3 separate regions of the Homo sapiens genome follow, and regions 1 and 2 are each linked to region 3. The links are chromatin loops, found by intact Hi-C in ENCODE. Cell type or tissue: endothelial cell of umbilical vein. All regions are shown on one strand. Each heading gives the region's core, and the rest is flanking DNA. Links, peaks and the distances in the headings are about the cores only.

Evidence for each region. Peaks named below come from ENCODE experiments on the same cell type or tissue, not always from the same donor. Only the 100,000 strongest peaks of a DNase experiment are listed, where the experiment ranks them.
Region 1: a loop joins it to region 3, with 7 times the contacts of the local background. A loop is called at or near these places in 7 of 110 quality-filtered maps.
Region 2: it touches region 3 in a loop (12-fold over the local background); 2 of 110 quality-filtered maps call a loop at or near these places.

What each region holds. Positions count from the first base shown.
Region 1 is chr12:17,636,241-17,646,934 of GRCh38, forward strand. No RefSeq gene overlaps it. Among named protein-coding and RNA genes, the nearest start is that of MIR3974, 32 kb to the right of the region's middle. In endothelial cell of umbilical vein, for the core only: a CTCF peak has its summit at 5,973 (motif pointing left); a DNase peak (open chromatin) is centred at 5,971.
Region 2 is chr12:16,383,531-16,394,037 of GRCh38, forward strand. It overlaps a transcript of MGST1 not described here. Among named protein-coding and RNA genes, the nearest start is that of MGST1, 41 kb to the left of the region's middle. RefSeq lists an enhancer at 1-14. In endothelial cell of umbilical vein, for the core only: a CTCF peak has its summit at 2,663 (motif pointing right); a DNase peak (open chromatin) is centred at 2,721.
Region 3 is chr12:17,924,228-17,934,921 of GRCh38, forward strand. No RefSeq gene overlaps it. Among named protein-coding and RNA genes, the nearest start is that of RERGL, 160 kb to the right of the region's middle. In endothelial cell of umbilical vein, for the core only: a CTCF peak has its summit at 4,961 (motif pointing left); a DNase peak (open chromatin) is centred at 4,944; H3K27ac peaks cover 2,763 bases.

The DNA of each region.
Region 1 (10,694 bases), core at 2,972-7,971, 290 kb before region 3:
ATGAGACATTAAAGCTATAAAAGCAAGTAATAAAGATATAGTTTCTACCTACATTGAAAACCAAATAAAAACTAGTAGTTAAGAGAGATGATCGCTGAATAAACACTCACCATGTAAGATTGTGACGGTGACAAGTGACATAAGAGGTACAATCTTCTATGGAAGCTATAATAGGAGAATTTGACGTAGTAAGGGTGACTAGAAGTTGTTTTTGCTTTTGTTTTTAATGGCAAAGATAAGAGCATAGATTAAGTACTTTCCACAGAAGAAGCATATTTAGTACAAGAAGGTCTTACAGTAGTTTCCGTTATACAAAATAAATAAATAAGGACCTACAAGTGCAGAAATCCTCCCTTTTTCTTCTCAGTGAGAGAGATTTTTGAACTACACCTAATAGAACATTAAAACACCCCCTTCTGTCATGAAGAAATGCTCAGTATACCAGGTGAATGTAGTGACAGGCACTCACCACCTGAATAAGAGACTCAGGAAGCTGCAACAGATGCAGAATTTCCCATAAAATTTTAAGCTTTATTGAGGTATAATTGATGTACAAAAATTTTGCACAAACCTAACGTATACATTTTGATGAATTTGAACATACATATACCGCCATGTTACCACCACCAGAATCAAGATTCCAAATATATCTGTCACCTCCAAAAATGTCCTTGTGTTATTTTGTGGGGTGTGTGTGTATGTGTGTGTGTGTGTGTGTGTGTGTGTGTAGAATGCATAACATGAAATCTATTCTCTTAACACATTTTGAAGTACAAAATACTGTATTGTTAACTATAGGTATTATGTTGTTCAGCAGATCTCTAGAATTTATTCATTTCGTATAAGTGAAACTTCATTCCCACTGAGCAACAATTTCCCATTTCCTCCTTCCTTGTCCCTGCAACCCATTCTATTCCCTGTTTCTATTAGTTGGACTATTTCAGATATCTCATCTAAATGGAATTATGCAGTAGTTGTGAGTTTTTTTTCTGTGACTGGCCCATTTTACTTAGCATCATGTCTTAGGTTTATCCACATTGTTGCAAATTATAGTATTTCCTTTTTTAAAGGTGAATAGTATTTCATTTTATGTAACTGTCACATTTTATTTATCCATTTTTCTGTCAATGGGCTTTGAGTTGTTTTCATATCTTGGCTATTGTGAATAATGCTGCTAGGAAATTAGGGTGCAAATGTCTTTTCAAGATCGCGATTTTAATTCTTTTGAATATATACCCAGAAGAAGAATTGCTGGATCATATGATAGCCCTATTTTTAAAATTTTGTTGAGGAACCTCCATACTGTTTTTCATAGTGTCTGCACTTTCCACATTCCCACCAACAATCTATAGGGGAAAGTACAATTTTCCATGGAAGCCAAATCATCCTTTCTGAGCACAAATCTAGGTTGAACAATGTGCGTTGTACAGTAGGCTTGGAATAGCATAAAGGGATTGGTTCGTGAAGTCTAAAATCCACAGGATTTATAGATTTATAATGTCCATCTTTCTCTTTATTCTTGGGAATGTTGAGGTTGGGTAAGATTTGCTGGGCTCCCTGTGTCCTGCAAAGTAATAGCAGGGTATAGGATCTTACCAGTTTCGCACACAATATTGACTCTACCAAATTGGGAAGAAGGTTGCACGTTGAATAACCAAAATAAGGCATTTAACTACTAGAAGCTGGGTGGGAGAAAAACAAAGTAGAGTATAGGAGAAGGCAATAGACTATTTCAGAACTGTTCCCTTAGTCAGTATTTTCTTTTCTTTTCTTTTCTTTTCCAGATAGGTAATTCAATTTTTTTTTTATGAGATCTCACTCTGTCTCCCAAGCTGGAGTGCAATGGTGCTATCACGGCTCACTGCAGCATTGACCTACAGGAATTAAGCGATCCTCCCACCTCAGCCTCCTGAGTAGCTGGAACTACAGGTGCATGCCACCACATCTGGCTAATTTTTGTACTTTTTGTAGAGATGGGGTTTCACCGTGTTTCCCAGGCTGATCTCAAACTCCTGGGCTCAAGTGATCCACCTGTCTCAGCCTTCCAAACTGCTGGGATTACAGGCATAAGCCACTGCTCTCAGCCTTTAGTCAGTATTTTACAAACTCCTTTGAATATAAATACCTCCTAATTCACTTGTTAAATATATGGTTTCCCTAACACCTAGCTTGATGGGAACTAATATTTTGCATTTTAAATAATACCCCAATTGAATTTTTCTCATAAGAGGATATTAGAAAAAACTGCATTTAACAACACTGGCAATGGCTGTTGAAAAGAAAATAGAAATTGGTATTTAAACACAGGGAATATCATTTGTAGTTTGTGTAATAAATACATGTGAGATTAAATGCATAAAGTTCTTGTTATATAGTATGGATTTTATCTTCGTCAAAAAATTATCTTGTTATATTGACGAAGTTGCAAGTTCAAGAACTCTAGGATATTCTTGCGGCAAGGTCAGAACTGGTTAGATTTATCATATAGATTGTGGTGCCTAAGATTTACATCATTGTTTATATATTTCTATCTAAAAAATTGTCCTCGGTTTCTTAATTCAATAAGCCTATACACTGAACAGGTATAGGTGCTTTTTACTTATACCAAACACGTACACACAAAATATATGTCAGTGAATAAATAGATTTGTATTTACTTATTTTTAAAAACTTTTATTGTAGGTTCGGAGGCACATGTGAAGGTTTGTTTTATTACGTAGGTAAACTTGTGTTATGAGGGTTTGTTGTACAGATTATTTCACCACCCAGGTATTAAGCCCAATACCCAATACTTATCTTTTCTGCTCTTCTCCTTCCTCCCACTCTTCTCCCTCAGGTAGACTTCAGTGTCTGCTGTTTACAGTTGTCATATTTGTTCTGTATTTTGCTTTGTGGTAGCAATCCTTGTTACAGGTTTTCAGGCCTAAAGCTTTGAGCTGGTTCACCTGTCTGACATCTTTCCTTCACACCTACAACCAGAGAATCCTGGAGACTGCTCAGTGTGGCTGAACATAGATGAGCTATACACTTGCAACTCAGAGCTGAAAACCTTAATCCCTGAAGTAATCTCCTACAGCCTTCAGGTCTTTGGATAATTAACACTTTTATTGAAAATCTTAAAAATCTACTGGAGAATATTTCTAGAGTTTTACAAGATTTTGAAGGTGTGATTCTCTTTCAGTACAGTGAGTTATGCCATTAAATTCCCCCAAATACCTGAAAAGCCCATATGTTTAACGTGCATGCTCTTCCATTGTAGGTTGAAAGCTAAGTGCAAAGGTATAGTATCTAGGGTTCTTCTGTGTCCGTTAGACCAAACCACATCCTATGATGTTTTTGTTACTCTTAAGATACTGTTATTTTTCAATCTTTGCTATTTTTAAAATCTATGTAGGAAAAGGAGATGTGAAAGAAGCAAGAACAAAAAGCCCACCTTTCTCACAATGATTTTGCATTCTCATTTCCATATCTCTTCAAAGGGTTTGGCCTAATTTGGGGTAGGTTTTCATCTCACTAAGTCAGTCCACCCATGCTAATTCAACGTTGCCTTAAGTAGCATAGATATCAAAAGTATATCCTGCTGCTTAAGTATACTGCACTCTTCATTAAGGATTGAAGGATATATGTACAAGGTAATGAGTACCCATGTGAGTTTTATAACCATCATGAAAATTGGTTGCTTTTCCATGGCTGTTTCTTGTATCCCGATTTCAAAGCCCCTTCCAATGCCCCTCTCCCTCTTTCTCTTTCTCTGTCTCAATACTCTCAATGGAAACTTCACTGATAATACAGTGGCAATGCATTTAAATGTTAAGTACTGCAAGGAATATTTTTATATTAAATACATTTCTAATTTAGGTTGGAAAATGTTTGCTATCCAATTGGTAACTTATTTGCTAATAAAAGTTATAGAATAAAAGCAACCACTCCTTTCCTAATCTAAGCAGTTGTGTCCCATGGATTTATGCAAATATATAGGAACTTGAGAGTTTTCTAAACCATCCTCATGTAGCAAATATTTGGAAATTTGAAAAATAAATGAAATGACAGCTTTGGCAGTGTTGGCTTTCTAGTTGGTATAATACGCCTCTAAATGAAGTTAAAGTCTGATATTTGTTAATTATACTTTCATCTCTAAAAAGTACCTCTTACTTCTATTGTTCTTCAGCGACTTCTCATATCTGTTACCTCCTTAGAAGATGAAAATAATGGAGCATCCCAGCCGTGCAGAAGGATTATTTATACTGATAAAGGACCCACTGGGATCCACCATAATTCAATAGAGCATCATGTTGACAATGGGCCAGTAGCCAGTATTTTACCTTTACTCTCCTAAAGAATGAAGCATTCTTAGCCTGACTCACCTGCACAGTTTCAGGATAGATGCATCAGATTTGCTGTGCTGAAAGGCACTGGAGTAGAGGTGCCCAATCTGGCCTATTTGCAGATCCACATAGATATCTTGTTAAAAATAAGAATATAGAGCTTCACCTCAGACAGAATGAATCTTAAAATTTTCACTTGGGTTTCATGAAACTATACTTACCACAAAGTACTAATTTTCAGAAAAAGAAACTACGAACAGAAGTTACTTAGTGGTTTGTGCAGGAACTCACATTTTCAGTGTCCCCATCTATTTTCACAGTTACAGCATGCTGATGAATATATTCTAAGAAACACAATGGGAATAAAACATCTCACCAAACCATGAACTCTTTATAACAAAGTCTTTGCTAACTTGTGGCATAATCAGTATTTCCACTGCACATCTTGTGCCTAATCCTATGTAGAAACTGGAAGAAAGAAGTTTAGCTCTCTTGAAACACTACACCAGGAAGCATTTGTGTATATGTTGCCAATATTCAATCAGATTTAAGACAAAAAATTTTAAACAAATTACATACTACTTTACTTTGGAAAAATAAAACATATATTACATAAAATAAACTATATGTTTCTTTGGAAATTATATTTTGATACTGAAAAAAGTCATTGGGTATTAATAGTGTGATTTGGTTTAACTAAATTCATTGTCATGGTTTTTACCCTTTATAATATTTTTATATATATACACGTATATATATATATATATACGTGTATATATATATTGTGTAGGTCTTATTTACAAAATATATGCATTAGCTTAAGAGAAAAAATAACAAATTATAGTAAATGTGATAACCTGTTGTCTTTTTAAAATTTCACTTTACATAGGTATGTCATATGTCCTATTTCATTAAAATAAACTTTTTTAATATTACTGTGCTGTTGAATGATTCTAGCTTTGTAATGGTTCTTTTTTGAGTTTATAATATTTTATTAACAAAAACATGCTTTCATTTAATTACAGGAAATTATCTAGATTTGATTATATTTTATTTTTTTTTTAATTATACTTTAAGTTTTAGGGTACATGTGCACAACGTGCAGGTTAGTTACATATGTATACATGTGCCATGTAATGGTTCTTAAAATAGTTTAGGAGTATTCTGAATATTGTGGAAGATGCTGGACTCTATGTGGTGGCTCTAACAACATACAACTTTCTGTCCCCCAAAAGGGGGTTGATTTGCTTTGCTAGTTTCCCCATTATATAAGAGTCCAAGTGTTAAATACTAAGTTAAAATTGGTCTAGATGATAAATACCTGAGAGGATGTTTGGTTTATTCTTGCACCTTCGCGTCTGGAAGCATCAGGCACCCGTGAGAGTCCCTGATTTAAGCTCTGCTCACTTTCACCTTTGCATAAAAAAGCAGAACACATTCAACTGTTATTTTTAATCGTTCTTTTCATAAGTAATACAAGTTTTCTTGTGTGTTGCGTGTGTGTGTGTGTGTGTGTGTGTGTGTGTGTGTGTGTGTGTGTGTTTTCTAAAGAAGCAAAACAAAAATGATGAAGCAAAAAAAACAATCTACAACTTCGTAATTTGCCAGTTACAGCCGGTGGTGCTTTTACATTGCTGCTGCCACCTAGTGGCTACCTTGTAGAAATCTATCCGCTGGTTCTCGGGAAAGAAACTGCAGAGGGCTCCTCAAACAACGTAGCAAGCAGTCAAAATTGATTTTCCTATTGTGTTAGTCCTCCTTGCAACATAAACATGTCCTAACAGAAGGAAAATATTGCTTATTAAAAAACGTCCTTAATCAACAAGGAACAGAGTAGATGATAAAATCCAATGAATGCTTTGGAGAAATACAACTTATTTAACTTGTATATGCAAATCCACGATAGCATCTCTTTTTCTGTGATTTCAGACTTTCTGTTGTTATTTCATATAGTAGATTCACTGGTTTCCACAGAGTAAAACGGGAAAAAAAAGAAGTAGAGATGGGTTAGAAAGACAGATGAGAAGAAACCTGAGATAAGCTCTGTGTTTTGTCTGCTAATTTGTTGCTTTCTGGGTCCTAAATGTGATGATTGTGGTAATTGTTTGTGTTGTGGGCTTTTCCCCCAATTTTTCTTTATACTTTGCATTGTACAGAAAAGAATGAGCCACCCAGAGATTATAGTTGACTGTTCATCAAGTAGGGCAAATGAGCCAATGTCCTTGGAAATGTTTAGACAGAAACAGAGCATCCCTTCTGGTTTCCTGAGGCAATTTCAAGGGAGAATTAATTTATTTACTAATTTTCTGAAGAAATAGGTGACCACTGACTTGAAGTAGGATTGGTGTTTAGAGCACAGAAATAAAGATTAGAAGTGCGCAAGCTTGTGGCAATACAAAGCAAATATATATATTAGTATGTTATATATTATATACTAATATAATAAAAGATTAGAAATGTTATCAGAATATCAGAAATGTCAGAAATATTTTTACCACTTCAGCCTCACATCACAAAAATTGGCAATATCGTCAGCTATTCCTGTTGCATATCTCAAAACATCATTCTACACAGTGAATTTATATTACATGCAGATCTTTATCATAAGCAGTGTGGTGCAGAAATCCTGTTATAAAGAAAAATGGACAATATACATTTTAAAGAAGTAATGGAAAAGTATAACGGAGTTATCCAATGGTAATTCAGACAATACTTGGGTGGTATATCAACCAAGGTACAATAGGAAATAGCAGCTTGGAGTGATTTATCTACGTTCTTAAAGAGAAGGAATTTCATACAGGAGATTAGGATACAAGTCATGAAATGCATTAGAAACCCTAACTCAAAAGCTGGGAAGTACAAGAAGCTGCTACCACTCCTCTACTTGATCATCAAAGGACAGAACTGACAGTACACACAGGAAGAGACCAAGGCCACCCAAAAGAAGCCTATACATGGTAGACCAGTCTAGGTGAAGGGGAAGCTTTGAAGCAGATACCACTATTGCTAAAGAAGCAAGGAGAAAAGCTCTGACACTTTCTTTACCCTTACCCTACAGTCATATGAGCAGGTCTTTAATTGGCTGAAAATAGTAGGAAGCCTGATGAAAAGTGATCCTAAATATGTAGCGTGCAAAAGTGATGATCTCCCAACATAGAATAGAGATAAGAAAGGGAGATGAATGAATTTAAGATCAAAACAAGCCAAGACAGGCATCAGTAAGGACAGTAAGAAGCACAAAAACCAAGAGGACTGACAGGGGAACAGAACATGACCTGAAGGATGAAGGAAGTATGAAATATAATGAAGGAGAAAGGAAGGAGAAGAATATATCAGGGCAGCAAAAATAATAAGGCAGGATTCCAAGGAAAGACTGTGAATGGTGTTATCAGGAACAGCGAGGAGAAGACTAGACAATTTGAAAAAGAGCATGCGGCATCTAGACAAGTTTGGAGAGTCAAGAAGACTTGAATGCTAGAATAAGAAACTGGAAATCAATTCTATAGACTATCCATTTCCAGAAGCTTATCATACAGGATGATAGTTCTGGAAGATGCTACAGCAGCTTGCTTGTTAAAAGGATGTTCATTGTCAAAGAGTTGGGGAAATGTTAGTTTTTAGAATCTTTTATATGCTACTGTGCTCTCTGGATCCATGAGATGTATATCATAACGTAATATAAAGTTTCATAAATGTGTTTATTATCATAATGTAACAAAGTTTCATAAATTTATTTATTTGTATATTTATAATACATCTTATTGGTCTAGTGGTTTATTACAAGGCACTCTGGAAAAACTGCTAAATAATTTTGAAATCCTGCCATTTGCCAGCAAACTGAATGAAGAGTGAGATGTTCATAAGGCAACTAATTCCCAAAGATTGAAATAAGTAAAAAAATACTGTTATAAGAAACTTGAATTGATTCAAATTTCCACTAATTCATAGTTTATGATCCATTCCCTGGAATTATACTATTAATTGAAAATATGTTTTAAAAAAACAAGTGTTTTAATGGGTTTTAATGTAAAAGATTTGATCTGAAAAAGACAGCTAATATTCATAATTACAAATAATTCTCATGTATTCACTGAAGTAAAATGATGGGGCTTTTCATTCAGTCAGGAGTTTTAGTTGCTCAAATATTTTTATGAAACAGTTTAAGGTTATTCTGATTGAAACTATTATCTAATTTGAAATTGTTCCAGGCCGTCTATTTAGAAGGTCAAAGTGGCTCTAGACAGAAATGTTTAAAACTACTGAAACAAACCTCATTGTTCATGGGTATCCAGTAATAAGAAGGAAAGAATTAACAGCAGGCCTGTAGCACACTCCTTCCATACAGGGACACTGGAGTGGTGGGTGGAGTCTGACTTTGGACAGACCTCTTTGCAAATATTAATAGAGTGCATTGATGGAAACATGCTAGGAGTCTTTATCTATAAAATATTTTAGGTGGATATACCTGACCAGTCTAGACTGCTTATTGTAGATAAATCTGGGATTTATGGTTTGTGGAACTTGAATGTCTGGGAAATGAAGAGTAGTTACATAAGCTGTCAAATTAGTGGAATACAAAGCAGGGACATTTCAAAATTGAAATGGCTCATTTTTGAGTTTAATGCTTTTGCATATATTGCTAATAAACCTCATAGTTAATCCTACACCAAAATGCCAACCAGGTTGGAACAGAATTGATATTTTGGAGAGCTGAATTTGAAAATTTCGAGTTCCTCCAGGGAATATCTTGATGTTTGCTTGTATCATTTGAGTCCTGAGCAGATCTGGTTCCTGGTTAAGATCCTCAGTCTGATTTAATATTTCAACCCTTTTTGACAACACAGATTGGTAGAGTAGGCATGATTAACTTTTAGACCTGTAAATTATGATCACTCAAACACTTTTTAATAAGAAATGAGGGTTTCATAATGAGGGTGTAACATAATGAGGGTTTGTTGCCGGAATAGTGTATTCTTGTTATGAAGTAGCAAAAACCTTGACTCCATCTATGGAGGGAAAGATTTAACAGTGGAATTTATGGGAAATAGGTTTAGATCTAGGGAGATTAGCTAAGTGAATACACAAATAATGTAAGTTTAAAGAAGGTTATAAAACCATGCTATTCCCTAGCTGGTGATAGCAGTCCTCATCAAACACAGAAAAAAAGACAGACTTTTAAATCTTTTTAAACGTCAAACATCAAAAACAGAAAAAAAAGAAAGACTTTTTTTTAATTGATTACTGAACAAAGACATTGTATTCAATCATAACCCAGGTGACCTCAGATTCCAGAGGTTACTCTGGTTAGAGCTGGGGTTCTTTATGAAGACATCAAAGAACGAGTCTGATGAATTCCTGTTAGCATGAATTATCAGAAAAAAGAAGTGATTTGGGAGCATGTCACTAATTTTATATACATTTGAATGAAAGGGGTTATGTCTCAATTCCAGATGGCGGAAAACTATTGTGAGAAGCGGCTTTCAGATGGTTTAATATATACCTTGTAACAATGGGTAATGATAAGGTTTCTGAAGGCTTATACCGAGTGAGGTAACCTCCCTACACTCTCCTTTACCAACAGATGGAATGACTTTCTTTCTTTTTTTTTTTTTTTTTTTTTTTTTTTTTTAGATGGAGTCTCACTCTGCCACCCAGGCTGGAGTACAGTGGCAGGATTTTGGCTCACTGCAACCTCCACCTCCTGGGTTCAAGCGATTCTCCTGCCTCTCAGCCTCCCGAGTAGCTGGGATTACAGGCATGGACCACCATGCCCAGCTGATTTTTGTATTTTTGGTAGAGATGGGGTTTTATCATGTTGGCCAGGCTGGTCTCAAACTCCTGACCTCAGGCAGTCTGCCCGCATTGGCTTCCCAAAGTGCTGAGATTACAGGCTTGAGCCACCGTGCCTGGCCACAATACTACTTTCAAAAGAGTACATAGGTGCAAGCAATCCAGATTGGCTATACCTGATCAGATTGACACACTTAAATTCATGCTATTTGCACAAACCCTGGTAGATGCAAAAATATATCAACTATGCTCCAGGGATTTGGGGTCATTGAGGAGGAGAGGAGAGGAGGGAGTAAAATAATATTCCAAAAACAGCAATTGGTCTGCTAGCTAAGTGATCATGCGTGGGGCTGAATGATGAAGAAAACATTTATGCTATACAAAAAGATGTTACTATGGGGGATGGGTGGAAGGAAAGAAAGAAAAGAAAAGCAGGGAGAGGGCCTGATAACCGACTTAGCTGAATGAAGTTTTTCAGGTGGCTATTGAAAAATAGGAAAAAATGAGGAAACTGACGGGGCTGCCATCATTAAGCTGGTGGGATGTTACAGATGCTTGAGGGGATAAAACATCTACTTT
Region 2 (10,507 bases), core at 1-5,000, 1.5 Mb before region 3:
AGCTCACCGCAACCTCTGCCTCCCGGATTCAAGTGATTCTCCTGCCTCAGCCTCTTGAGTAGCTGGGATTACAGGTATGTGCCACTACACCTGGTTAATTTTGTATTTTTAGTAGAGATGGGGTTTCTCAATGCTGGTCAGGCTGGTCTCAAACTTCTGACCTCAGGTGATCCATCCGCCTTGGCCTCCCAAAGTGCTGGGATTACAGGCGTGAGCCACCATACCCGGACCTGAGTTTCTTTCTTAAAGTTTGTGTTAAGATGTTGCCATGTGGGGACAATATCATAATATAACATACTATTCTGTGTGTGTCTGCACATGTATAATACAGATATTATTTTAAAATATGATTACAAATGGCATAATCTCTTTCTTAAACCATACAGGTTTTTGTTGCATTTTTTTTCATTAACACTATGCCCTGAGACTTTATTACCAAAGGGAAGAGGAGAGGAGGCATTTTCTATTCAAGAAGCCCACAAATAGGAATTAACACAGGTGCAACAGGGGGAATTCTTCATTGAAAAGGGACAAAAAGTAGAAATTCCTCTGGTACAAAAAGAGGGGGTTCAGAGAGAATGGATCTTGGGTTGGGATACTGCTGGGGTCCCCTGAGGGAACTTACCCATCTCTGGCCTTTGTGAGAAGATAGGCACCCTATTGAAGGATATGCCCCATGTAATTGATTTAAATGTGCCCTCCTGCCCCCCAAAATGTATCCAACTTCTAATCCTTGGAACCTATAAATGTGACCTTTTGTGGAAAAAAGGGTTTGGGCAGACATAATTAAGTTAAGGTTATCTCGATGAGATTATTCTGGATTAGATTGGGCTCTAAATCCAATGGCAAATAATTAGAAGAGAAGGGGAAACAGATGCAGAGACACAGAGAGAAGTCCACGTGAGGACAGATGCAGAGAGTGGGGTTACACAGCCCCAAGCCAAGGAATGCCAAGGGTTGCAAGCAACCAGAAGGTAGGAGAGAGGCAAGGAACAGACGCCCTGGAGAATCCAGACAGAACCAACCCTGCCAACAACTTGATTTCAGGTTTCTGACCTCCTGAACTGGGAGATAATAAATTTATGTTTTAAGCCGCTAAGTTTGTGGTAATTTGGTATGAATTGCTCTAGAAAACCAATATATCTCACTTATTATACCAAACTCTGGGAAGAATCCCAATCACAGGGCACCTAAGTGCAATAGGGGATGCCCAAAAGCATAGTAATATTGGTCAGGTAGTTTGCAGGGGTGAGTTCCAGAGAGAAAACCCCTAAGTATCTCTTGACGTACTTTTGTACGCAGCTTCCTGGAGTTCTGACATGCTCCTTGTGGGATGCAGAAGGCAGCTGATGGCTGCGAAGCAGTAGGCCTATCACAGGGATCCCTGTAGTGAGGGATAACTCTAGCTGGGGTTACAGCAGAGACTATAGGTGGAGTTGTAGAGTAACGGTAGAGGCCAAAGAAGGAACAGGAGTTAGGTGGGAAAGGGGAAATAGTATCAGGTGCTAGATATGCTGAGAAAACAGCCCATGGATTTCACCCACCGTGGACTTGCTAGAATGGATTTAGATAGGACAGATCAGAAGAAACTATTTGCAACTCAGAGAAGCAGAAGCCAGGGAAGAAATATAATTTGGAACTAAAGATCGCCTCCCCAGTATAAAGTTCTTATTGTGCCCAAATTTTATTTTGGAGAGGAGGAGAATCTTGAAAAGAGAAATTTTAATAAGAAATAGTTTGAACTGCAATATGAATTCTGCTGCAATGGACCATTGTAATCAGTGTGAATGGGGCAAGTCTAAAATTTCTTTTGTCATTAGGTGGAGGGAGGTTGGAAGTGAAGGAAGAACTCTGAGGTTACATCAATCACATGATTTCTTTAAAACTACATTTGTGTGCATGAATTGTATATAATATTTGATCTTATTACACATAGAAATGGCAAAAATCAGTGGTTATATGCTTTCAATATTTTTCTCAAGTAAAATCCACTATAATTTTTACCGGCTAAATTTATACTTATTTTATTAACAATTTATTTGCACATCTGCCTGGGAAAAAGTCTGTTTCAAACAATGATAATCTGATGCAACTGTATCTCTTTTAGTTTCAGACCTACCATCAAAGCCCAGGAGAAGCCCGTCTCTTTTCAAAGGGCTTTCTTTTTTTTTTTTTTTTCCTCAATCTGGGTGGCTAACTTTGATTTGTCTTTGGCACGATACTGTGGAGCTCACAAGTAACTCTCATTAAGAGTTCTGCAAATGCTAATTGATAGATCAGCAAGTTTGGAGGGCTGCTTTTAATACATACAGTTTCTTTTGGAGTTTTGCGTCTTTTCTACCTCTTAAGAGTCAAGTCTATTTGACAGCCAACTAGAGAGTATTGAAGTAATTGCCCATAAAATGAGAGTCTCCTATCTACCCTCTTCTCAGCACACTTGCCTAAAGAATCTGCCTACTGCCTTCACTCTTTGCTTCATTTGGTCTTTCAGTGGCTCGTTAGGTGTGGGCTCCTTTTGGCCAGGGCTACCCAGCTCTATTTCAGTTCCCTGTATGCCTGTTTGCCTTCGGAGGCAGTGACAAATTTGCTAGGTTGCGAGGTTTGCACTGGTCAATAAACCAGTCCAAAGTATCCAAGCAGTTTGTGGTTTGGAAATTCTTGAGCTCTTTTGGAGAAGATCGGTGATTTCCCATTGCCACTAGATGTCCCTGTGTGACTTTTCTTTTGGACATCAGTGCTGTACACGCGGCAAGTTATTTCTACTCTGCTGGATAGAAGGAAAGTGCTCCGCAGGCTCTGAAGAAGCAGTTTATAGCGGCATGTCACCCAAGCTAGGACTCGGCACAACTTAGCCCTAGCACATGGATTTAGAGTGCAAGGGTATGGCAATGCCGAAAATTACTCAGACTGTGCAGAAATCAGGATTATCTCTATAGAGGTCCTGGGATCTTTCCAACTTGCATCATTAAACTTTTCCTGCCTCCCAGCCTACTCTCAATACTGAGACCGAAGCTTCTAAAACAATCTGTCATGAAGAATTACGAGCTAGCTTTTAAAAAATAGTTTTTACTTCTGATCTTTTGCAGGCCAATGCCTGATGTTACTGTATATGACCAGTATGCCGCTCACTGTGTGAGTTTGCGAACACCCAAACTGTGTACAGTAGGCCCCCTTTGTCTCAGTTTTCCTTTCTGCAATTTCAGTTACCTATGGTCACTTGCAGTTCAAAAATATTAAATGGAAATTTCCAGAAATAAGCAACTCGTAAGTTTTAAATTGTGTGCCACTCTAAGTAGAGTGATGAAATCTACTTCCAACTCCATCCGGCCTGGGATGTGAATTATCTTTTTATCAAGCGTCTCTGCACAATATACACTGTCCACCCTGTCAGTCACTTAGCAGCCAGCTTGGTGATCAGATCGATTGTAGTGGCATTGCAGTGTTTGTGTTCATGTATTTTACTTAATAATGGCCCCAAAGTCCAAGAGTAGTAATGCTGGCATATTATAATTGTTCTATTTTATTATTAGTTACTAGTTATTGCTGTTAAATCTTTTACTGTGCCTAATTTGTAAATTAAACTTTACAAACTTTATAATCTTTATTTTATTGTGCCTAATTTATAAATTAAACTTTATCATAGTGCATGACATACATGTATAAATGGGAAAAAAAACAGCACAGTCATGCATTGCATAATGACATTTTGGTCAATGATGGAGCATATATATGGCTGTGGACCCATAAGATAATAATACAGCTGGAAAATTTCTATCACCTAGTGATGTCATAGCTGTCCTAACATTATAGTGCAAAGCATTACTCCCCTCTTTATGTTGATGCTGGTGCACACCAACCTACTGGGTTGCAAGTCATAGAAAAGCGAACAAGTAATGTCCTAGGCCTTCGCATTCACTGCCCACTCACTCACTGACTCACCCACAGTGACTTCCAATCCTGCAAGCTCCATTCATGATAAATGCCCTATACAGGTATACCATTTTTTTTTTTTTTGAGATGGAGTCTCGCTCTGTTGCCCAGGCTGGAGTGCAGTGGGGCTATCTCGGCTCACTGCAAGCTCCGCCTCCCACGTTCACGCCATTCTCCTGCCTCAGCCTCCCGAGTAGCTGGGACTACAGGCGCCCACCACCACGCCTGGCTAATTTTTTGTATTTTTAGTAGAGACGGGTTTTCACCGTGTTAACCAGGATGGTCTCGATCTCCTGACCTCATGATCTGCCCGCCTTGGCCTCCTGAAGTGCTGGATTACAGGCGTGAGCCGCCGCACCCTGCTGTTTTCTACTGTATTTCACTGTACCTTTTCTATGTTTAGATACACAAATACTTACCATTGCACTACAATTTGTCTACAGTATTCAGTACAGTAACATGCTACGTAGATTTGTAGCCTAAGAGCAATAGTCTACACCATATAGCCTAGGTATGTGGTAGGCCATACCATCTAGGTTTGTGGAAGTACACACCATGATGTTTTCACAAAGATAAAATCACCTGCCAATCCATCCCTCAGAATGTATCTCTGTTGTTAAGCAATACATGACTGTATATAGACATATTAAGTTGGTGCAAAAGTAATTGCGGTTTTTGCCATAAAAGTGATGACAAAAACTGCAATTACTTTTGCACCAACCATGTTACTGTACTGAATACTGTAGGCAATTGTAACACAATGGTAAGTATTTGTGTACCTAAACATAGAAAAGGTATAGTGAAATACAGTAGAAAACATTAAAAATGGTATACTTGTATAGGGCATTTATCACAAATGGAGCTTGCAGGATTGGAAGTTGCTGTGGGTGTCAGTGAGTGAGTGGGGAGTGAACGTGGAGGCCTAGGATATTACTTGTTTGCTTTTCTATGACTTGCAACCCAGTGGGTTGGTTTACACCAGCATCGTCACGGAGCTGAAGGTGGCTCACACTAGCTGGCAGGGGCCAGTTGTTACCAGTAGGATTTGATACTATTGACAGTTTCAGGCATCAACTGGACTCTTGAAATATACACTTGCAGATAACTGGTGTCTACTGTATTCCCTGTTTATTAAAACCAGTTAATTAACTATATGCTTGGTTGTCACAGCAATATCAGCTGGCTATAAGTGTCCTTTTAATGCTTACTCTCAATTTCTGTATTTATTTTGTGACACACTGGAAACACTTAGTGGAACCCTTCAAGCGACACTGGCCTAGGCATTATCACAGGCTGAGTTCTACATCCTTAAATTAAAACTAATGGACCTCGAGGAACTGGAGAGGCTTAAGGCAGCTTTAGGAGACTTGAGTGGAGACTCTTGTAATGTGGCAGGAGCTGTACTCTGTCCTTCCAGAACTCCTGCTCTAGGCCAGGCCTGGACCTTCCACTGAGCAACTACACTGAATCTCAGATGAAGGCCACTTTAAAACAGAAAACCATGGATGATCCCAGGAAGCAACAGCAATAGAGAAGGAATGCTTCTTGAAGTTCAGCTTCTGAACCTTCTTGGGGAAATTAAGTTAATCTTGTAAAGTGCCACTTTGCGTATCTGAAGACAAATACAGGTGGCATAGGGATGGTAAATACCTTGCACTGGGATTCGTTTTAATAATTAGCCATAGTGACACCTAGGTGATAGATAATGTGATGGCTTACCCAGCAACCAGCTCCAATTACAGAAATAACAGAAGGAAATTTTAGCTTCACAAACTGAAAAGAAATAGTTTGTTTACTCGATGCATCAACAGTTTGTATCTCAACAGTCATTTATTGAGCCAGTTATTTGTAATGCAAGAGCACAACTTGCCTAAAAATAATGTTGAGAATAGTGGTTAAGTGTCCTGTTTTGCTTATAGAAGACCATTTAAACCAGACTGTAGTTGAACTAAAATAAATAAGGTCTCTTTTTGTCTTTTTTGTGATTCCATGGGTCGGGTCAAATTGACGGCACGGAACATTGCTTACTCTTGAAATTCCAAACTCTTGAAATTTCAATTTAAAATATTGGGTTTTCCCTGCCCTTCTTAGGATAGCCAGTAGAAAAATGGGGTTTCCCTGGATTTCCTTGGTCTGGTAGGTGCAGCAATATGACATGAGTACCTCATAGGAGGGACTACAGAGAAGCAAGGATTCCAGATGGAGGGAGAGTTTGGAATGTGAAAGAAGGGTGTTATTAGCTGATGCTGACTCATTGGGGTTTGAAGTATGAACACGTGTTTAGTGAGCAATATTGGAGTTTTCATAGTAAGAGCTTGCAGAGGTGGCTGGGAGTGAGGCATGAGATCTCTCGGTAGAGGCAAAATAGAGTGATGAGAGCCAGAAGCACTGGATCAGGTGCTCCCAAGGGGAAGTTGTAATGAAGAGTGAGGCAGGATTGCGTAAGTAGAAAAAGAGAAAAAGAGAGCAATGCTCTTGTGAAAAGGGAGTTGAAGTGCAATACAGACTGCAGCTCCATCCGTCAGAGGGTTGAAATTTCACACACGAAGGCTCATTTTGATATGTTCACATTTATGTGGCAAGCGCTCCAAAAGGGAGGCCCTAAATACATCTTGTCAGAATAACTCCAGCAAAGACTGACATTTACACATTTCTCTGGTTAGGAAATGTAATAGAGGCAGGGGCATATACAGGTTTTATGGGGCCTAAACCTTATGTAATTTGAGGGCACCTCAGGGGAAAAAAAAAAAGAACAATTTAAAATATTAAACTGGGTAGAGAATTTTTTAAAAAAATTGTCCACTTTAGAAAGCTAACACATGCTACAAATTATAGAAAAAAACAGTATTTGTTTAAACTCTAAACATATGCATATTTGCTATATAGGCAAACTCATGTCTTGGGGGTTTGTTGTCCAGATTATTTTGTCACCCAGGCACTAAGCCTAGTATCCAATAGTTATTCTTTTCTGCTCCTCTCCCTCCTGCCACCCTCCACCCTCAAGTAGGCCCCAGTGTCTGTCGTTCCCTTCTTTGTGTCCATGTGTTCTCATCATTTAGCTTCCACTTATAAGTGAGGATATGCAGTATTTGGTTTTCTGTTTCTGTGCTAGTTTGCTAAGAATAATAGCTTCCAGCTCCATCCATGTTCCAATAAAAGACACAATCTTGTTCTTATTCCTTTTTATGGCTACATAATGTACATCATTCCATGGTGTATATGTACACATTTTCTTTATCCAGTCTGTCATTGATGAGCATTTAGGTTGATTCCCTGTCATTGCTATTGTAAAGAGTGCTGCAATGAACATTCACATGTATGTCTTTATAGTAGAATTATTTGTATTGTTCTGGGTATAGACCCAGTAATAGGATTGCTGGGTCAAATGGTATTTCTGTTTTTAGCTCTTTGAGGAAGCGCCACACTTCTTTCCACAATGGTTGAATTTATTTACACTCCCACCAAGAGTGCATAAGTGTTCGCTTTTCTCCACAACCTCTCTAGCATCTTTTATTTTTTGACTTTTTAGTAATAGCCATTATGACAGGTGTGAGGTGAAATCTCATTGTGGTTTTGATTTGCATTTCTCTAATGATCAGTGATATTGAACTTTTTTCATATGCTTGTTGGCCAGATGTATGTCTTCTTTTGGAAAATGTCTATGTCCTTTGCCCACTTCTTTTTTTTTTTTTTCAATTTTACTTCAAGTTCTGGGATACATGTGCAGAACGAGCAGGTTTGTTATGTAGGTATACATGTACCACGGTGGTTTGCTGCAGCTATCAACCCATCATCTAGGTTTTAAGCCCCACATACATTATTTATTTGTCCTAATGCTCTCCCTCCCCTTTCCCTTTCCCCCCACCCCCCGACAGGCCCTGGTGTGTGATGTTCCCCTCCCTGTGTCCATGTGTTCTCATTGTTCAACTCCCACTTTTGAGTGAGAACATGCAGTGTTTGGTTTTCTGTTCCTGTGTTAGTTTGCTGAGAATGATGATTTCCAGCTTCACCCATGTTCCTGCAAAGGACTTGAACTCATTTTTTATGGCTGCATAGTATTCCATAGTGTATATGTGCCACATTTTCTTTATCCAGTGTATTATTGATGCCTTTGCCCACTTCTTAATGGGGTTGTCTGTTTTTCTCTTGTAAATTTAAGTTACTTATAGATGCTGGATATTAGACCTTTGTCAGATGCATAGTTTGCAAATATTTTCTCCCATTCTGCACATTGTCTGTTTACTCAGTTGATAGTTTATTTTGCTGTGCAGAAGCTCTTAAGTTTAATTAGATCCAATTTGTCAATTTTTGCTTTTGTTGCAATTGCTTTTGGCATCTTCATCATGAAATTTTTGCTCATTCCTGTGTCCAGAAAGGTATTGCCTAGGTTGTCTTCCAAAGTTCTCATAGTTTTGGGTTTTACATTTAAGTGTTTAATCCATCTTGAGTTGATTTTTGTATGTGGCATGAGGAAGGGGTCCAGTTTCAATCTTTTTTATATGGATAGCCAGTTATCTTAGCCCCATTTACCAAATAGGGAGTTATTTCCCATTGCTAGTTTTTGTCAGCTTTGTCAAAGACCAAATGGTTGTAGGTGTGTGGCCTTTTTTCTGGGCTCTCTATTCTGTTCCATTGGTCTATGTGTCTCTTTTTGTACCATTACCATGCTGTTTTGATTACTGTAGCCCTGTAATATCATTTGAAGTTGGGTGATGTGAAGCTTCCAGCTTTGAAGAGCAATATTTTTACTTGTCAATCTTATCTCTAGAATTCTTTTTTGCGTATTTGCATTGCGTCTTCTTTGATTGCCTCTTCACATGACGATGATTGTGTAATTTGATTTCCTATAGTAAGAACAAGATAATTCTTTCCACTAGCCTCTAGCATGGTTAATTTCATTGGCACTCTCAGAAAGTTTCGTTTTATTACTTTCTCAGTAATATCATGCAAACTTTTAGGACTGTTGACAAATTTAGAAAGATTTCTATCAAATTTCTTTATCTGTAAACTTTCTGGAAGAATGTTCCCCAGGCTAACTGGTAGTTCCATACATTTCAGTTTCATTTTTCTCCCAGTATGTACATAGTTTGAATGCCTGACACAATAATATATGTTCAAGTCATAATCTCAACTCCAGTCCTTCACTTTTGTTCCAGAAATAAGAAAAACAGATATTGCTTATAGTCTTATAGTCATTTTGGGATATGGCTTTATAGTCTTCTAGTCATTTTGGAATACGGCCAAGTTATTTTCCTGTCTCTATATCTCTGTATGTCTCTATATCTATCTAGATATATACAAAGATATATCTATCTGGATATATACAAAGATATATCTGTATACATATGATAGATATATAGATAGATTGAAATATACATTTTTGTATATATATAACTGTCTATATCTATTATATAATTACTTGTATCTGTATCTATCTAGAGGGACCTAGAGAGATAGTAGGTAGATAGGTATAGACATTTATCTATATCCCACTAAAACACCTTAGAAATGCACTCCCAGCTCAAGTTCCCCTTAACCATATATAGAAAATGCTCTTGGCCATTCTAATGTCACCCATCATGAGTTGAAGTTTTATAAGGGGGAAGTTAAAATGAGAATAGACAGTGGTCTTAACTCTTTCCTGTTTTTAGTTTTGTAAATTGTTTAGAGACATATGACCACATAAACACATTGCCAGAGCCCCTGCCAGGCCTTTGGAAGATGCCTGTGCAAATAAGGGGGCCCTGATATTTTTGCTTCCTTAGCTTCACAGTAAATCTGTGAATGGTGACAGTGGTAGGAGAGTTTTCCCCAAAAATGTCAAGAATAGAGAAACCTACCCTGTCATATGAAAGAGAAGCAGCTTTAGCTTCCTGCAGTTTCCTTCCTCATTTCCAAAAGAGTAAAGTGAAAGAGGAGGTTATGGGAGGAATAGCCACACTCTCAGAGCCTTTCAGGGCAGGCAAAACCTGCAACGAGAGGCTGCTCACACAACAGCAGTGAGTCTGGGATCACTGCCACTGTGGTGACAGTAGTAGCAGCAAAGGTGCAAGGGAAAAACCACAGATTTGGAACATTGTTTCATCAAACTCAAGGCCTAGAGAAACAGCAGGTAACAGAGTTGATGGATGTAATTAAAACGGTTATAAACCTTTGATGCCCTCTGATCTTGAGGGACATGGGTTTGAGGAAAGAAAGTACACTGTGATTCCAGATATTATTCTAACAGTGCACTAAGCCTGTTGCGCTCATTATGTTACCCACACTATTTTGATTTTCCTTCCTTAGACCTGTGGCCCAGAGGTATCTGCTACACTTCAACACCAGGAATGTATTTAAACTACCAGGATACTGTATCAGTTAAACTCCATTCAAACCCAATCTGAATCAAATGGTATAGTCTTTTATTGTCATTTTGTTTAGTAATCTACTATATTGCTAGACCACAATTTCTTTATCCAGTTTATGAACATTTAGGCTGCTTCTAGTTTTTGCTATTATAAATAATGCTGGCACGAACATTCAGGTACATGTGTCCTTATGCTAACATAAAATCTATTCTCTGGACTATATGGCC
Region 3 (10,694 bases), core at 2,882-7,881:
GTAGTGCAAAGATGGAGGTCTATAGCATAAAATCCCTACATCAAAAAAGTAGTAATAGCTCAAATTAACAATCTAATGTCACATCTCCAAAAACTAGGAACACAAGAACAAATTAAACCCTGGGAAGCAGAAGAAAAAAAACAAATCAGAGAAAAATAAATGAGATCAGTATTAGAAAAACAATACAAAGGATTAATGAAATAAAAAGTTGGTACTTCAAAAAGATAAATGAAGTTGATAAACCACCAGTGAGACTACCAAAGGAAAGAATAGAGAAGATCCAAACAAACAGAAATGGAAAAGGAAACAATAAAACTGATACTACAGACAGAAAAAAAAATCATAGACTATTCTGAGCCACTATACTTTCACAAGCAATTACACTTTCACAAACTAGAAAAGCTAGAGGAAATGGATAAATTCCTGGATACATACAATCTCCCAGAGATTTAACCAGGAAGAAATATAAATATTGAACAGATCAATAAGGAGTAGCAAGATTGAAGCAGTAATGAAAAAAATCCAAATTAAAAAAAATGCCTGGGACCAGATGAATTCTCACCTAAACTGTAGCAAACATACAAAGAAGAGTTAATTTCAGTCCTTCTGAAAATATTTCAAAAAATTGAGGAGGAACAAATTCCCCTTAACTCATTCTACAAGACCAATATCACCCCGATACCAAAACTAGACAAAGACACCATAACAACAAATAAAACTGCACACCAATATTCATAATAAACATAGATGCAATAAATCATTAACACAATGTCAGCAAATTGACTGCAACAGGACATCAAAATGATAATACACCATCATCAGATAGGATTTATCCCAGGAATGCCAGTATGGTTCAACATATGCAAATCAGTAAATATGATATATGACATAAATAGAATTAAGGACAAAAATCATCTTCTCAATAGATGCAGAAAAAGCATTCAATAAAACTCAGCATCTCTTAACAATAAAAAATCTTCAACAAACTAGGCATAGAAGAAACATACTTCAATAAAATAAAGGCAATATATGACAAACCCACAGCCAGCAGCATGTTTAATGGGGGAAAGCTGAAAGCATTTTCTGTAAGAACCAGAACAAGACAAGTATGCCCATTTTCACTACTTCTATTCAACATAGCACTTGAAGCCCTTGCCAGAGCAATCAGGCAACAGAAAGAGATAAAAAACATTCAAATTGGAAAAGAGGAAGTCAAAATAAACCTGTTCGCTAGGGATATAATCTTTCATCTAGAAAACCTTAAAGAATCCAATAAAAAACTCTTAGAATTAATAAATAAATTCACTAAAAATTCAAGATATAAAATTAATGTACAGAAATCAGTGTTTCTATACACCAAGAGTGATCTAGCCTGGGACTCTATCGAAAAAGCAATTCTATTTACAATAGCTATAAAAAAATTAATATGCCTAGGAATATATTTAACTGAAGAGGTAAAAACCTCCATAAGGAAAACTACAAAACACTGATGAAAGAAATTATAGATGACACAAGCGAATGGAAAAACATTCCATGTTCATGAATTGGATACTGCCCAAAGAAATCTACAGATACAATGCAATTTCTATCAAATTACCAAGATCACTTTTCACAGAATTTGAAAAAAAAAAATATAAAATTCATGTGGAATCAGAAAAGAGCCCAGATAGCCCAAGAAATCCTAAGCAAAACAAAAAGAACAAAACTGGAGGATCACATTATATTGCAAGGCTATAGTAATCAAAACAGCATGGAACTTGTATAAGTGTAGACAGTAGTATCAGTGAAATAGAATAGAGAGCCGTATGCAAAAGAATGAAATTGGACCCATACCTCTCATCACATACAAAAAGTAACTTATGTTGGATTAAAGACCTAAACATAGACTTGAAACTAAAAACATCATAGAAGAAAACCTAGAAAAAAACTCTTCAGGACATTGGCCTAGGAAAATTATTTATGACCAAATTCTAAACCAAACACAACAAAACCAAAAATAGACAAATAGAGATTATTGAAATGAAAAAGCTTGTGCACAGCAAAAGAAGCATTCAATAGAGTAAACTGATAACTTACAAAATGGAAAAAATATTTGCAAATTATGCCTCCAACAAAAGACTAATATCCAGAATCTACAAGGAACTCAACAAGGGAAGAAAGCAGGTAACCCCATTAAAAAGTGGGCTAAGGACATGATCAGGTATTTTTAAAAGACATAAAAGCAGCCAACTAACATTAAAAAAATCACTAATCATCAGAGAAATGCAAATTAAAACCACAACGAAATATCATCTTAGATATTTAAAATGGCTATTAATAAAAAGTTAAAAAATAACAGGTGTTGGCAAGGATGCAGAGAAAAGAGAATGCTTACACACTGTTGATGGGAATGTAAATTAGTAAAACCTTTCTGGAAAACAGTATGGATATTTCTCAAAGAAGTAAAGATAGAACTACCAGTTCATCCAGCAGTCTCACTACTGGGTATATACCCAAAGGGAATAAAAACAAATGACAACAACAAAAATTACATCACAAAGACATTGCACTTGTAATTTTATCACAGCATTATTCACGATAGCAAAGATATGGAATCAACCTAAATGGTCATCAGTAGATGATTGGATAAAAATATGCATTACACACACACACACACACACACACACACACCACAGACTACTACTAAGCCATGAAAAGAATGAAATCATGTCTTTTGCAGCAACATAGGTGGAACTGGAGGCCATCATCTTAAGTGAAATAACTCATAAACGGGAAGTCAAATACTGCATGTTTTACTTATAAGTGGTAACTCAGTAATGAGTACACATAAACATACAGAGTAGAATAATAGACATTGAACACTCCAAAAGATGAGAGGGTGGGAGGTAGGTGAGGTTTGAAAAATTATGTTATGTACAATGTTCAACTATTAAAGGCTTCACCACAAATACAGTATACACATGTAAAAAATTTACACTTCTAACTCCTAAGTAGATTGCTAGTAAAAAAAAAAAAAAAAAAAAAAAAAAAAAACCATTTGGGGCTGTGGATATTTTCATGGTCTTTACTGTGGTTATGGTTGATTCCATTGTGTACATACACGAAAATTTATCAGATTGTGCACTTTGAGTATGCACAGCTTATTGTATGTTAATTATACCTCTGTAAGAAATTAAAGTAAAATGTTAAAAGAAAGCATATACAAGCAACAGTTCGACCTTTAGATACATTCTGATGACACATATTAGAATAACTACCTTACCATAATAGAAGAAGAAAATGGTGATTTAATCTATAGAGAATTTTAAATGAAATTTGAACTCAAAATTGTCAGGTATATCTGAGATTAGAGAGTAGAAAAATGAATTTCTACTTTGAAAGAGTTCAAAGAGACAAGTAAGATTATTAACAAAAGCAGACATACATTGAGTTTCAACACCATAAAATTTCAAAATAACATGAATTACAAAAAATAAAATTTTTAAATTTCCAGAAAATAAAACATGTTATCTAAAAAGTATTTAAAAGATGAGTATTAATTTTATCAATAGAAGCACTAATTTCCTAAAGACAATAGAGAAATACCTCAAAATCTGAGAGAGAAATGTATTAATCAATTTTAGGTTAAAATAAAGGCAGCGTGAGATAATCATGTCAGTTTACTTTACATGGACTTTTCATAAGAAACTGGAAAACTGAGCAAGCAAGACAGGGAAAATGAGTATCCAAACCAAAAAATCAACACTGGATAAAGGTAAATAATGACAGAAAGAAAACATTTTAGGAAGAAAGGCATGTAGTATTCCTCAGCACCAAGGAAGAATAGAGGATTCCAGGAATAATGCTTCCTAGAAAAACTAGTTGATTAACCAGAGTATGTATTTAAATGTGTTGAGAAATTAATACTTCAGTAGAGATTGGAGATAGATTATAAATTACCTATTGTAACAAATACTCAGTATTAAGAAAACACTATAGACTATAATCTCCTAGAAAACACAAAACTGTACAGAAATCAGGAGTAATCAAAGTACACTGTATATATAGTTCAACTGTGAATAGTGTTCACACAATCATAATAAAAACACTAATTATTAATTTAAATAAAAAGTATGGCACAACTCTCTTGTGTATGAAGTAGAGTAAATAGAAAACTCTTCTGCATTAGAAAGTCAATAGATACATCTAACACTAGCAAATCAAGAAATAATAGAATAATCATGTTTTTTTGACATATAGCATAATACGATACAGAAAGAAAACTTTTCTTAATGATGTCATCTCAGGAGTGAAGATTTGGAATTCTCTAAGTGTGAGGGAATTTTTTTCTTAATTTTTCCCTATTATAAGCCATGTAGAATTATTTCACTTTGAAAACAATGACTATACAGATGTGATAAAGCATAACAATTAAAATTAATAAAACAGGAAAAGTCTGGCTTTGAATAATATACTGACAGCAATGAATAGTATTATGGTTTAGTCATAATGATACCGAGTTTATAGTTTTGAAATAACAATTTTGAGGTTTATTCTGGTATGACAAAATTACTAAATTTGTAAAATGAGAATATAATACTTGACTCATTAGACCAGCCTCATAAGGTGACTGATTTCTTCAAAGACTCATTCTCTCTCTCCTTAATCTGTAACTTCTTTACAAGGAGTATCTAAACTGAATTCTCAGAACACAAAAAGAGACTATAAATCTCTTTGCTACTATACAACTGTCAGATTTCACTAAATCCAATTATCATTGGGTACCACCCTAAGTTAATTTGCCACTGATTTGTATCACTGCATGTTTAGATCTGTTTTACTTGCTCTTATGACAGATGTATTTCCGCCATTTTAGCAGTGGAATTAAACGGTGAAAGCCTATTGATTATTGAGGAATGATAACTCAGCTACACAGCAGCACCATCTTTTGGCCTTTGAAGGAAAATGATCCAAACTTATGAATCATGAGGTCTGTATTTCTGGCATGCGATGTATGCTTACTTTGTGAATCACCTTTGCAATGCAATTAAAGTAAGGAAATGGCTTCAAAAGGACTGGAATCAACATTTCACATGAGATCAGATATCCACAAAAACAAATCAACTGAAAAAGATCTATATTTTATTCATTCAACAAAAATTAAAGTATTATTTTAGAAAGTGTTTACCTTTAGAATTGGAATTCCTTTCTTTTTAACTTATGAATTGCTTGTACATTTATTTTGTATGGTTATTTAGTATTATCATTTAAGTTTATTCAACATTTCTGACTTATGAAAGGACTTTCTGTAATTTATTTATTTTTTGGAAAGCTGACTCCAAAGTATGCTTTTTTTCCATTTATCTTTAGAGTAGTAGTAATATATTTATTACTAAACATAATCAAATAGTTATGATTCTAATATATTTATCAAATGTTTTTACCTTTTCAGATACTATTATCAAGTGCTGTCTGCAGACAATTTGCAAGAAGTGCAAATTTTATGAAAACTAGATTTTGTTAGGTTGGTGTGATGAATAAGACAAATACTTTGTTTTAGAATATCATTTACTTTATTGCTACAGATGTATTTGCAGAAATTATATATAAAAAATAAACAGAATGCAGCATCAGAACATGTGGTTTAACTCTGACCCTAACAATGAGTAGCTCTTTATACTACAGCAGTAATTCAATCTTTATTTCATACATATGGAAATATTTGCTAAAATTAATCTAAAAGATTGCCTTATCTAACTCATATAGATGCTTCCAGGTATATATATATTTACTTTAATAGAGTTTATTTAGGGCAGTCTTAGGTTCACAGCAAAAATGAGCTGAAGACACAAAAATTTCTCATGTGCTTCTTATCCCACACATGAATAGCCTCTCCCATTGTCAACATTCCCTATCAGCACCGAACATTTGTTACAACTGATAAACCTACATTGACACATATGCATTCACCCCAAGCCTGTAATTTACATTTATCAGGGTTCACTCTTGGTGTTTTACATTCTATAGGCTTGGACAAATGTATGATATATATTCACCATTAGGGTATCATACAGAATATTTTCATTGTCTTAAAAACTCTGTGCCTGAGTTTTTATAAATTGTTAATTTTTGAATTGTGTTTTCTTTAGTTTTTACCAAATAAAACACTATAGTATTTTCATATTTTATCATTACCTTTTTCCCACTATGATATCTTATTTTTTCATAATTCTGTGGTACCAACATATAGAAAGCTTTTTAAAAATGTGTATTTCCACAGTCCTAAAAAAAATTTTTCTCCAAAAAAGCTTTCTCATTAAAGTCAATCTTAGAGTATAAACAAAATATTTATTTATCATTCCTCTACACCACGCTGAAGCCCAGAGTGTCATTTAGGTCACTGAGTTGAATAATATTCAGAAATATAAATATGAAATAATTAAGTGTATTTTTCAACATAGTTAGATTTAAATCTAGATCTGTCCTGCCTAGTATCATAGCCACTAATACTTGAGAGGCTGAGGCAGAAAAATCGCTTGAACCCTGGAGGCGGAGGTTGCAGTGAGCCGAGATTGCACCATTGCACTCCAGCCTGGGTGACAAGAGCGAAACTCTGTCTCAAAATAAATAAATAAATAAATGAAATTTAAAATTCAGTGATTCAGTCAATCTAGCCACATTTCAAGAGTGCAGTAGCTACAAGTGGCTAATAGCTTGGGTACTGCAGATATGACCATTTCTGAAGTACTAGCCTTCCGTGAAGACAATCATGGAAGAACTATTGGACAGTACAGATTATCATACACAAATTGAAATATTATTATCTAAAAAGTTAATAGAAATCAAATGATATACCAAAATGTCAACAGCAAGTTAAAGTAAATAAGACCTATAAGGCTTTAAAAAGTTATTTTTTTAAATATTGGTAAGCACACATTAAACGTTTTGAAATTAGTGCTTTTAGCAATTGAAGAATTGAAGGCACAAATTCTATGTTACTTTTCCCGATCACAGCTTCTGCTTTAAAAAAAAAAGAAAATCGATATGTCTGATAAAAATACACATTACATTTTGTTAATGACAAATGCTTGGTTTAAAACTTCGTGGTTCAAGTTAGTTAAAAGAATTTCAAGTCAAATATACAGTCTCCCAGATAAATTTTCTTTTTTTTTTTTTTTGGATCTCAAAAAGAAAATATATATCTTTATATTTATTTTTACAAAACATCTCACTTACACCTTAGTCATAGGGTGTGAAAAACAAAGAAATAGTGAAACACTAGTAATTATATTGACTAGAGAGAAGGAAATCTAAGAATCTTGTTGATTCAATGTGTTTTCTTTTTTAATTTGATAATAATTCTTTTCAATGCGCTACATACTATTGCATGCACTTTACATGCATGAATTATTTTAATCCTCACATCTGATTTAGGAAATAATTATTTTCATTTGTAAATGAAGAAATTGTGGCAACAAGAGTTTAAATGAACACCCCAAGTTCAGACACCTTGTTTATAGATGAGCCAATTTTTGAATATATGCAGTTTGAAGTTTGAATCTCGATCCCACAGTCTATGATTAAACTCTTAAGAAAACCAATTCAACTTGTAGAATTTAAAAGGTCACATATGCATGACAGGTATTAAACCATAAACTTATTTTAGCCACTTATGTGATGAAGAGGGAGTGCCAGCTCAGAAATAATCAGTATGGTTGGGAAAGTTTGATGCCTATAACAGGCTAAAAATTTATCCCCAAGATATCCACATCCCAATTCCTAGCATCTCTGAATGTTACTTTTTATGGTAAAAGAGACTTTGTAAATGTGATAAAGTTACAAATGATGAAATGGAGAAATTATTCTACATTACTTAGGTAGGCCCCAAATGCCATCACAAATGTCTTTAGATAAAGGGAGGCAGAGAGAGAATTCACACAAAGGAAGAAAGTGCAATGTGACCATAGATACAGAGATTGAAGTAATACAGCCAAAAGCCAATGAATGATGGCAGCCACCAGAAGCCACCAGATAAGAGGAGGCAGGAAATGGATTCCCCCAAGAACCTCTGGAGAGAGTGTGGCCCTGCTGAGACCTTGAGTGTAAGCTAGTGAAATTCATTTTGTACTTCTGACTCTCCTGCCTTGCTTGAGATCTTTATTTCCTCCCACATCTTCCAGTTACTGTCTAGTGTCCTTCCATTTTACCCTGTAAGATTCCCTTTAGCCTTTCTTTCAGGGTAAACCTCCGTCCGCTTTTGTTTATTGGGAACATATTATTTCTCCTTCACTTTTGAAAAACAGTTTTGCTGGATATTGGATTTTTGATTGCAATATTTTTTGTTGTTTGTTTTTTCTTTAGCACTTGGAATATATTGGCCTACTGCCTGTTAGCCTTCAAAATTCTGATAAGAAATCTGATTATAAGTGTATTTATAATCTTTTGTGTACGATGAGTTGTTTCTTTCTTGCTGCTTTCAATGTTCTATTTGTGTCTTTAACTTTTGAAAGTTTGATTAGGTTTCTCTGCCATCTTGAATGTGTCTTTGTGGGTCTCTTTGAGTTTATCTTGGAATATGTTGAGCTTCTTAGATGTTTAAATTCACATGTTTTATTAAATTTGGGAAGTTTTCAGCCATTATTTCTTCAAATATTTTCTCTGTCCTTTTATTTAAAATATTTTTTGAAACTCCTACAGTGTACGTGTTGGTCTTAATTTTTTCTCCAGTTACACAGATACCTTCAGTTTTGTTTATGTTTTCTGTTTTTTTTCTTTCTGTTCCTGAGACCTGATAATATCCATTGTCCTGTGAAGTTCCCTGACTCTTTTTTTATCCTGCATAAATCTGCCTCTAAGTCTCTCTAATAATCTTTTTTATTTCAATTGTTGTACTTTTCAGGTAATGTATCTCTTTTGGTTTCTTTTTAGGAGGTTTTCTATCTCATTATTAATATATTTATTTTCTTCCAACATTGTTTTATTAACATTGTCCGCATCTTTCTTTAGTTCTTTGAGCTAGACATCTTTAAGACGTTGTTTTAAATATTTGTCTAGTAGATCTGTCATCAGGTCTTTTTCAGGGATAATTTCTGATTATTTTGCACTTGAAAGGACAATACTTTTCTGTATGCTTTATATTTTTTTTGGCTAAAAGATAGACATTTAAATCTAGGGCCAGGCACAATGGCTCATGCCTCTAATTCCAGCAATTTGGGAGGCCAAGGTGGGCAGATCACTTGAGGCCAGAAGTTCAAGACCAGCCTGGCCAACATGGTGAAACCTCATCTCTACTAAAAATACAAAAATTAGCCAGTCATGTGGTGAGTGCCTGTAATCCCAGCTACTCAGCAGGCTAAGGCAGGAGAATCACTTGAACCCGGGAGGCAGAGGTTGCGGTGAGCCAAGATCATGCCACTGTACTCCAGCCTAGGGAAGAGCGCAAGAATGTCTCAAAAAAATAACAAAATAAAATAAAATAAAAGCATGCTAACTTTGAAAATCAAATTCACATCCTTCCATAGAATTTGTTGCTTTCTGTTATTGTTTTTTCTTTTGTTTGTTTTTTTTTTATTGTTTTAGAATGTCTCTGTGCCAAGGATTAGCATGAAATATAAATTAAGGCCTTCTTAGGTGTTTTCTGAGCTTTTACCTTTCCCTGGGAATGTTGACTCACTTTCTAATTTTCCCCATATATGCAGTTTTTTTTTTTTTGAATGTCATAAATTTTGATATGTGGCTACCAAAATAAATAAATAAAAATAAAGTAGGGAAGAAATCTGTCTCTTCAAATCCCCTGGAAGTCACTTCAGCTGCAGCAGGAGGGGCTACAACAATTGGGGAAATGCAACAACAATGGCTGTGACACTACAGTTCCTCCATCAAAGGGAGAATTTCTCTCTTCACCTCTTAAAATTCAGTTGGTCCTGTAATGTACTCTGGCCAATAGATTGTGAAAGAAATGATAACTTGCCAGTTCTGAACCCATGTCTCAATAGCCCTTGTGTGTATTCTACTACTTTTCTTGAGGTCTTTTTCTCCATAACGGACCATCCTGCTAGACAATAAAAGAGTGTGGAGCCTAGGTGAATAAGCTCAGTTACCCCAGTGGAGTCCTCCAACGGTAGAAAGAGCCCAGCTAAGATTAGCAAAGCTGGTTCTCAGTTGATAGTAGATGCATGAAGGATCCCAGCCTAGACTAAATTGCTGACCTGTAGAATATTGAGATAAATAAAGTCATTGATTTAAACCACTAAGCTTTGAGGTCATTCTTTATGCAGCATTAGCTATGTAATTTTTTTTCTCCTACTTAAACTCCTTTAATAGCTTTCCATTATTCTTAACAGAAAGTCTATTTCCTTAAAATAGCCTAACTGACAGTAGAGACTGAACAAATACATTTGGGATAAATGATTAAATAATCACTTTAATAACAGTTGCTTTTGTTATTTTAAAAATATAGTGTAAGAAATTCTGAAAAATGAAACTGGGAATAAAAAGAGGAGCTATTTCTCTGAAGTAAATAGATAATTCTACAGCAACATAGAATATAAGGTTGTCAACCAAACAAAAACAAGTTTTCTCCTTTCTATTCAGTGTCTGGAGATAACATAGCTTACCCTAAGTAATGCCATGCTGCCTACAATTCTATCTTATTACTATCCAGAGTTTACCATTAGCAAAAAGAATAACCTCACTGTTGTAAATGGCAGCTGAAC